3 separate regions of the Mus musculus genome follow, and all the other regions are linked to region 2. The links are chromatin loops, found by intact Hi-C in ENCODE. Cell type or tissue: left cerebral cortex. All regions are shown on one strand.

The links. Peaks named below come from ENCODE experiments on the same cell type or tissue, not always from the same donor. Only the 100,000 strongest peaks of a DNase experiment are listed, where the experiment ranks them.
Region 1: it touches region 2 in a loop (2.2-fold over the local background); 5 of 42 quality-filtered maps call a loop at or near these places.
Region 3: it touches region 2 in a loop (2.1-fold over the local background); 4 of 42 quality-filtered maps call a loop at or near these places.

What each region holds. Positions count from the first base shown.
Region 1 is chr13:102,908,894-102,911,393 of GRCm38, reverse strand. The region is part of intron 4 of Mast4 (microtubule associated serine/threonine kinase family member 4); the gene reads left to right. It overlaps Gm30106 (a long non-coding RNA gene), which reads right to left. Exons shown (of 4, transcript XR_382843.4): 1 at 1-2,500. Among named protein-coding and RNA genes, the nearest start is that of Gm30106, 2.3 kb to the right of the region's middle. In left cerebral cortex, a CTCF peak has its summit at 1,542 (motif pointing left); no DNase peak of the experiment used is centred here.
Region 2 is chr13:103,096,031-103,098,530 of GRCm38, reverse strand. The region is part of intron 3 of Mast4 (microtubule associated serine/threonine kinase family member 4); the gene reads left to right. It overlaps Gm30050 (a long non-coding RNA gene), which reads right to left and starts at 1,471. Exons shown (of 2, transcript XR_382842.1): 1 at 1,388-1,471. In left cerebral cortex, a CTCF peak has its summit at 1,523; DNase peaks (open chromatin) are centred at 1,168, 1,599 and 2,091; H3K4me3 peaks cover 2,177 bases; H3K27ac peaks cover 1,315 bases.
Region 3 is chr13:102,956,293-102,958,792 of GRCm38, reverse strand. The region is part of intron 4 of Mast4 (microtubule associated serine/threonine kinase family member 4); the gene reads left to right. It overlaps Gm30106 (a long non-coding RNA gene), which reads right to left. Exons shown (of 4, transcript XR_382843.4): 4 at 2,279-2,442. Among named protein-coding and RNA genes, the nearest start is that of Gm30106, 50 kb to the right of the region's middle. In left cerebral cortex, no CTCF peak of the experiment used is centred here; DNase peaks (open chromatin) are centred at 743, 1,020 and 1,445; H3K4me3 peaks cover 2,083 bases; H3K27ac peaks cover 1,366 bases.

The DNA of each region.
Region 1 (2,500 bases), 190 kb after region 2:
CAAGACCAAAGGGCCTCTCTTCCCAGTGATGGCCGACTAGGCCAACTTCTGCTTCTGTGCAGTAGCTGGATATAAAATTAACTTGTTTATCTTTCTTACAGTTGAGTATTGTAAGCATCCATTTGTTTAATAACATAAGAGAGTTTCTGTCTTCCAACTGTTCATTGTGTTTTTTGTTCTTCCTCCTGTATATAGCATCCTTTCTATTTTCTTTCTACATTTTTTCCTACATTTTATTTTGACCCCTCTTTGGTTCTATTTTTGTAGACTTTCTCATTTAGAAAAGTCAGTGTGCATATCAGACCTTTTTCCTTAAGTTCAGGAAAGAGTTTAGAAGCCGACCTAATGGACTTACAGATGTGAACCACCTTGAGCAATACTCGTTCATTTTTAGGTGCTGAACACAGGGGTAGGAATGAATCAAGAGAGTTTACAGCAGAATTGCCACTAGGCCAGGATCAGGTAGAGTCTTCATGGAAACTCTGCATCCTCCCTGGATGTAGATACACAGACACAGATTCTTAAACAGGGAGTTGAAAGCTACCCAGTCCTAACAACTTGGCCCAGAGAAATTAATCTCTATATAGTACACACAAATCTGTCCATAGATATTAGCTTTTTAATACTATTCTGTTTGGGCATGGGGCATCTGGAGGGAGAGTAAAAGATCTGTAAAAAGGACATTACGAAACATATGAGGGGAATGAGTTGCAAAGGATTAGACCTTCTGTTTTCTACCATTTTTTTTCCAGAGCTACCCTCCCAGTTGGGTGACAAACCTATCTTCCCATCCCACTTGCCTTCCTTGGAGAAGCAGTGACTGATATTGACATATTGATAAATGAATGAGCAGTCTGGATCCCAGACTATATCCACTGTTGTATTGGCTTAGTGGCTGTCCAATAAGTAGAACATCTTGCTGAGTGTCTGTGTGTTGGCCAAGACCAGCTATGTTCTAAGGCCTTCAAAGGCTCAGTTTCTTCTCAGTTCATCAGCTTTATGGCAACTGCAACTCAACTGTGCTTCCTCTCCTCTCTATATAATTATTTTGTCTGTAAGGAAATGTCAGTAATTCTGACAAATTCAATCCCATGTTTACCGACTGCCTTGCCTTCTGAATCATAGGTTACTAAATCAAGTCATACAGGTTAGAAGACAGGTTACACTTGAGTGTCACACCCACTCTTATCATCAGGGAGTGTGGGAATCTATCAAGTACTTGCTCTGTATTAGCTAATATATCGCTAGCTGTGTGTGTACTTTACCTAGTCTTACCTTTTCAGTGTGGGTAAATTCAGATCTTCCCAAACCTTTTCAGGGAAAATAATCCAATATATTTAGTTAAAATTAGTGTTGGGGTCTGGGAGGTGGCAGGCAGCACTTAAGAGCAAGTACCACTCTTTCAGAGGACCAGAATTTGGAGGTAGCACTTAAGAGCGTGTACCACTCTTTCAGAGGACCAGAATTTGGTTCCCAGCACGAATGTTGGGTTACTCATAGTGATCTGTGATTTCAGATCCTGGGTATCCAGAGCCCTCTTCTGGACTCTTTGAGTACCTGCACCCATATATGCACATTCATACTTTTAGATCACATAATTGTAAAAAGTCTTTGACATTAGCTATTAGCATCGGAAGGTTTCAGATATTCCTGAAAATGGAAAGCAGAGGTGGTGAAGAGGGAAAAGTAAAGGGTTGATTATATCAGTGGACCCATTTAAGTTGCTGCCATGCTTATAGGCAATGCCAACTAAATGAACTTTTTAGAAAGATTATGGAGGAGAGTTGGGAAGTAAAGACATCAGGTCTTACTTAAGCCCATTCAGAGCAGAATTCTCGCCCTATGTATATATCTTCACCCTCTGTGTATATGACTAAGCACTCCTCTTGGAAACTTGACTCCCCTTCCCACACCTTTTCCCTCTGTGGCTGCAACCCTAGTCGCATACAGTCTTTCTAATATTCCTGGTCAGCTAGTCAGCTATTTCTTATCCCTCAACTGCTCTCTTCTTTCATGGGGTAGATACCTGAATTCAAGATTTTTCTAGCACAATTTCAAATCCTCTCTCACAACCTTGATTGCTCTTCTATGGCACCCCTCTTCCTCAACAAGCTCAGGAAATCTTTGGTTTGTCTATGGGATGTAGAGAGGGTACTCAAAGGGGAGTTTTCCTTGTGTTTGCCTGTGATATTTCCTGAAGTCATGCTAGGACCTAAGAAATGTTTGTACTGATATCCTTGGTGACAAAGAGTTGTAAGAGAAAGCCTTCAGAATTTAATAACATTGTTGTAAGAATACTGAGAATTTAGGGTTCTGTGAGGGTATTGATGGATGTCTTCATACTGCTCAATCTTGTGTCTCATAAGAGAAAGAGTAGACGCTTAGTGGAAATGACTATTCAGCAAGCATCTTTAAAAATGTCTGTGTAAGTCTGAGCCTATTCAGTTCTGGAAATACAGAATACAGTATAATCTGGCCTTTGCCCTGAGAAACAGTCTCA
Region 2 (2,500 bases):
TTGAGTTGTTTGATGACCAGTTTAGTGCTCTCCCTCCAACCCCCCCCAACACACACACACACACACACACACACACACACACAGACCGTGTGCCCCCTCCACTTCTCTGGACATAGCATCATTTCTCTACATATAAGCCAGAGCTAAAAACTGTCTGGGGCTTTCTGCCTTAAGTGGCATCAAATGAACACATCTAAGTAGAAACTACTCTGACACCCTTCTCTGCCGAACCTCAGCTAGGGACAGTCCAACTGGACTTCCTTTGTGTGTCTAGGGTTGTATGCAAGGACTGGCACTGTACAATGCAGCCAATCTGGCTCAGTGCTTAGATTCATAAATCCCAGAGCTATTTTTAATGACATAATCTAATCAATTGATAGCAAGGCTACCAGCATGCTGACAGGCAGGAAGGGAGCAGAAAGTGAAGGGGGGGGATGGGGGTCTGTAAAGACCTACCAGACATTTCTTCCTTCTCCCCTCCCTGAATCGTTTGGAAATCTTTAGATCTCTGGAATAGGTAAGAGTCCAAGAATCACTGATATTTTAAATAATTTTAGGGCTGCTTTCCCGTGTTTTCCAAGAAGACAAATCTGTAACTGTGGAGGTGTTTCTCAGACACACCACTGAGCGCCTGCCTCCCTGAGGACCACACAGTTCCCCCAATTTAAGTATCTTTAGAGCAGACACAGGAGGAATTATTTATTATAAATTGATAGTATCGTATATTGTTACCCCTGTGCCTTGCCAGTAATGAACCCTAATATTCATCTGGTAGTTGCTTTGAATTGCAGTAAGATGAAGATGAGTGGAATAAACAAGCTGAAACAAACTGTGAAATTGCACATGATGGAAATCTACCTCTGCCCCACCCCCAACAGCTTATAAGGCTATAGGAATAGGTTAATATCCCAGCTAATGATGGGCCTTAGAAGGTTTTCCTTCTTTTTACATGCTGGTCCCATATCAGCAGAACTAAGTTCTGGGTGGGGGAAATGAACATCTATACTCTGTGCCTTAGGGTTGGGAACTGACCCAGAGAGATGTTTGTGTGACGGAATGGAGCTCTCCTCTCCGGGTGGGAAGTGCTCCTTGGAGGATGGCTGAGGAGCAGCCGCGCCCTGAGCTCCCTCTTTCAGATTTCAGGCAGCAGCTTGTGTGTTCTGCTACAATTTATTTCCTTTGATACCGGTTAAAAAAGACAAGCACCAGGAGTGAGCGGTGGTGCCGCTGGATGTAGCCAGCTGGCCCTGTTTCTTTTTTCTTTCCGTTTTTTTTTTTTTTTTCTGCCTTCCCAATCAGTTGCTGCTTTAAGAGGTATGTATCAGCGCTGATTTACTCTGGACCTCAGAAGGGGCTTGACCCAAAGTTGCTGCCGAAAGCCATTTACCTGCTTGCCTGGAAAACCACCAGTCAGCATTTGGAGGAACAAAACAGGGATCCCACGAATTTCCAGTCTGATAGCGAAAGTCTCCTCCGCCTGCGGGGGCGATATACATTAGGTGCCTGTCGGAGCCCACTTGCTGCGCTCTCCGCGGCGGGCGAACTGCGAACTGCAAGAGCATCCGTGATCTCCGAAGTTGGTGGAGTGAATAACTAAGCAGGACCAGCTGACTCCAGGCTCCAATCAGCTAGAGCGTGATGTAAGTGTTTAGCAGCTGCGGGGGCTCTGAATTATCGTGGCCAAGTAGAGGTAGTACAGCATGGCCAGACTGTGGCGACAGGCTCGGAGAAAGCAGAGAGTGAGATGGATGAGTCCAGCATTCTGAGACGGAGAGGGCTCCAGGTAGGCGAACCTTCCATTCTTGACGTGCAGCCTTGTCAGTGGCGAGCCATTGAGGATTTCAAAGTTCCCATGACATTCCTATACTGGGCTGCGTGCTCAGTTCTTAATATCTACTTGGGAGTGGGGTCTGCTGGGGCACTCGTTACAGGTCTGACACATGGTGGGGTTCAATGAGGGGAGGGTCTTTTGTCAGAGACAATAGACAGGACTTTTAGTCTGACACTTTGGGCATGGTTGTTCAGGAATAGTTCAGTCTGGGGTGGTGGCGGCAGCTGATAAGAAGCTCGGGTGTTTTATGAAATGTCAGGGAAGTCTGAGGCAGTAACAACTCCGTCTAGTAATGGGAACACAGGACTGAGTTTTGCACAGAGGGTCACCTCCTCCTGGTGGCATCTGTGTGACTGCCAGGCAGTTGTCTGCAGCTGTTAGATGTCTACCTGTCGGTGAAATGAAAGTTTCTACTGGCAACTGGATCAGACTTGGCTGTGTTTAAGAGACTAGGAGGGATGTGTGTGCCACCCCCCCCCCTTGCTTTTCTGTGTTCAACTTTGTCTAATTCACTCTCTGTCTTTCTCTTAGAGTACAAATGTATGCCAAGTGAAAACTTAGCAAATATGAAAACTTAAAAAACAAAACCAACAAAAACCCCCATCTGCCTGGCAGTTGTTGAGTTTAAGGAAGCCATAGCTTAAATGTATTCAAATTAGTATTTGTCTA
Region 3 (2,500 bases), 140 kb after region 2:
TACTTTCCCACCACCGGGGTTGCACCCGTCCACATAAGTCTCTGCTTTAAAACATAGTTCAACTTCCCCCAAATTGGCACAGTTAGTTTATTCCTCTTTCTGCTGATGGCCATATATAGAAAAAAAATCTAATTATTTCTACCAGGCACCGTCCCTCATCGCTTGTGGACTATGAGTGATGCTGAGGAGTAACTCTGAGGAGAGGAGAAACAGAGCTTCCCTAGGGTGGCAAGTTCAGTGCCTAGGTGTCAGGGGGCGGCTGTACGGGGAGGGGGGTCGTTGACATTTTGCTTAGAGGAACTCTTTTATGTATGATACTGTTGCTTTATATTTTTCCTCCAGTCTGCACTGTGAAAAGGACTCTTTATTTCACTGAGGTAAAAAGTGGGTCTGTGAGTGTAGCGACTTTCTTTAAAAAAAAAAAAAAAAAAAATCAGAAACCAATTACTTGATATGCAGAGCTGCGAGCCTCGCTCCTTTAACGAAATCAGTGCAGTGCGCACCACAGTTAACCTGAGGAAAGCCGCTGACAGCTCTTGATTCTGCTGGAGGTGGAAGGACCCAAACTTACAGGATCCCCCCTCCCCCTTGAGAGGTTGTTAGTCCAGTCCTTTAGAGAGGTTCCTTTTGGCGCTCTGTCATCACCGGGACGCTGGCAGAGAGTGTGTGTGTCATGGTTACAATAGAGCGCTGTAACAGATATCAACCATGAAAGCCCAGCGGGAAAGACTACAGATTCCGGGGCTGACCTTGGAGTAAGTATTGTCTGCCTTTAATATTTTAATGCTTTCTGCATGACACTGGCTTTCTCATTCCGGGGACCAATAGCTATTTAGCATTTGTTTGTACTGACAGCCTCAGAGCACTGCAGTGTGAGGTGGAGGACCATGTTTTAAATGCATGGCATTTGGTTCCAGCTGATGTGCAAAGCCAGACCAAGCCGGGTTTTTTTTTTTTTTTTTCCTTGCACTGCAGTCAGAGGGAAGGAAGGCGCCGCTGCATATTTAAAGTTGCTGTGCCTCAGTTCTGGAAACATCTTAACAGCTCATTGTGAAAGAATGCATCAGTAGGCCATGGTATAGCTATGTCTTTCTCCTCTCTTGCTGTTTGTTTGTGCTCATAACGCCTGTTTCTGAAGAAAGGCCCCTGTCTGCCTTGACTAACAGAGAGCATCAGGATGGCTGGGCATGCAGGAGAAGGGTTATTTGTGACGGTCATTAGATGGGACCCACGTTTCTTCAGTGCAGCAGAATATTAATGAACTGAAGAACGTTTTGAATCCTCCCTGCAGTCTCCAGCCATGGCATGCAATGTGTTTACCTAGTTGAGGTCTGTGTTTGCTTAGCTAGTTTTTTTTTTTCTGCTTTTCTTCTTCATTTTTTTTTTCAAACCCATTAATGCATCTCACTGCCTTCTGATTTGATGCAGCGCCGTGAAAATGTCCACATCAAATTTGTGGCGCAGAAGTTAGACATCTGTGATGCAGGAAGTGTCAGCAAATTTTTATTTTAAATCTGTTAGTGGAAGATGCAGAAGCTGTGAGTGAGTCTGCGCTGACACACTTTAAAGAATAAACAGTAAAATATGAGCCTGGTAGGAAAATAAAAATACCTGTGTCATTTACAGCACAGATAGGGGAATGTGTTTTTTGGTGAAATCTTTCTATCCCCTATAATAACATACTGGACTCTCTTAAGAAGAGAGCTCTTAGGTGTCCATAATTAAGTATTCATTCCCTTTGAGTTTGTAGAGGCAAGAGAAATTATCTCCTAAATTAATACGTCAATTAATATACAACATCCTGGTGACTACTTTTTAAACCAGTCCTCCCTTTAAAGTCTCTGCTTATTTTATTCAAATAAAATGCTGGCTTATAAAAAGTTGGAGTACTCTCAGGTCCTTCTTGTCAGGTATAGTGTTTTTCCATAATAGACATAGGACTAGTATTTGCCCATTGCCCTAGTTACTTTCCCACCTGACCCCCACAGTAGCATTAAGCTTCATAATTTTCTTGGAATATCTTAGTGAGAGCTGTACGTTCTTCTACTTTTCCATTCATCCCTGGCCACAGCTTCAGGTGTAGAATCCGTAGCACTACCCTTCTACAGGAGTTGGTTTTGAGCCATGGACCCCTGTTCCCTTTGAATTTCAAAGATCCTATTTCATATTAAGCATGTTCCTCGCTCCATCTTTAAAATCTTGTCCATAACACAAGGAGACAATTTAAAGTAACTTAAAAAAATAAAATACAATTGATATATCCTGTTTTAGACTTGAAAGGCTAAGAGGTTGTCACAATTTTTATGAAGTTGCTCATGACACAGGATACAGAAATCAGCTGAGTACCAACATCTCTGGATTTTGATTGGGTATCAGATAGCTCCTCTTTGGTCTGGCCTCTATGTGGTCAATGTTAGCGTGCATCTAGACTGTTGCTTTCACCTAGGGAACAGAGATAGTAAAATACAGGATTATACTTACATGCCCTGGAAGTTTTCTC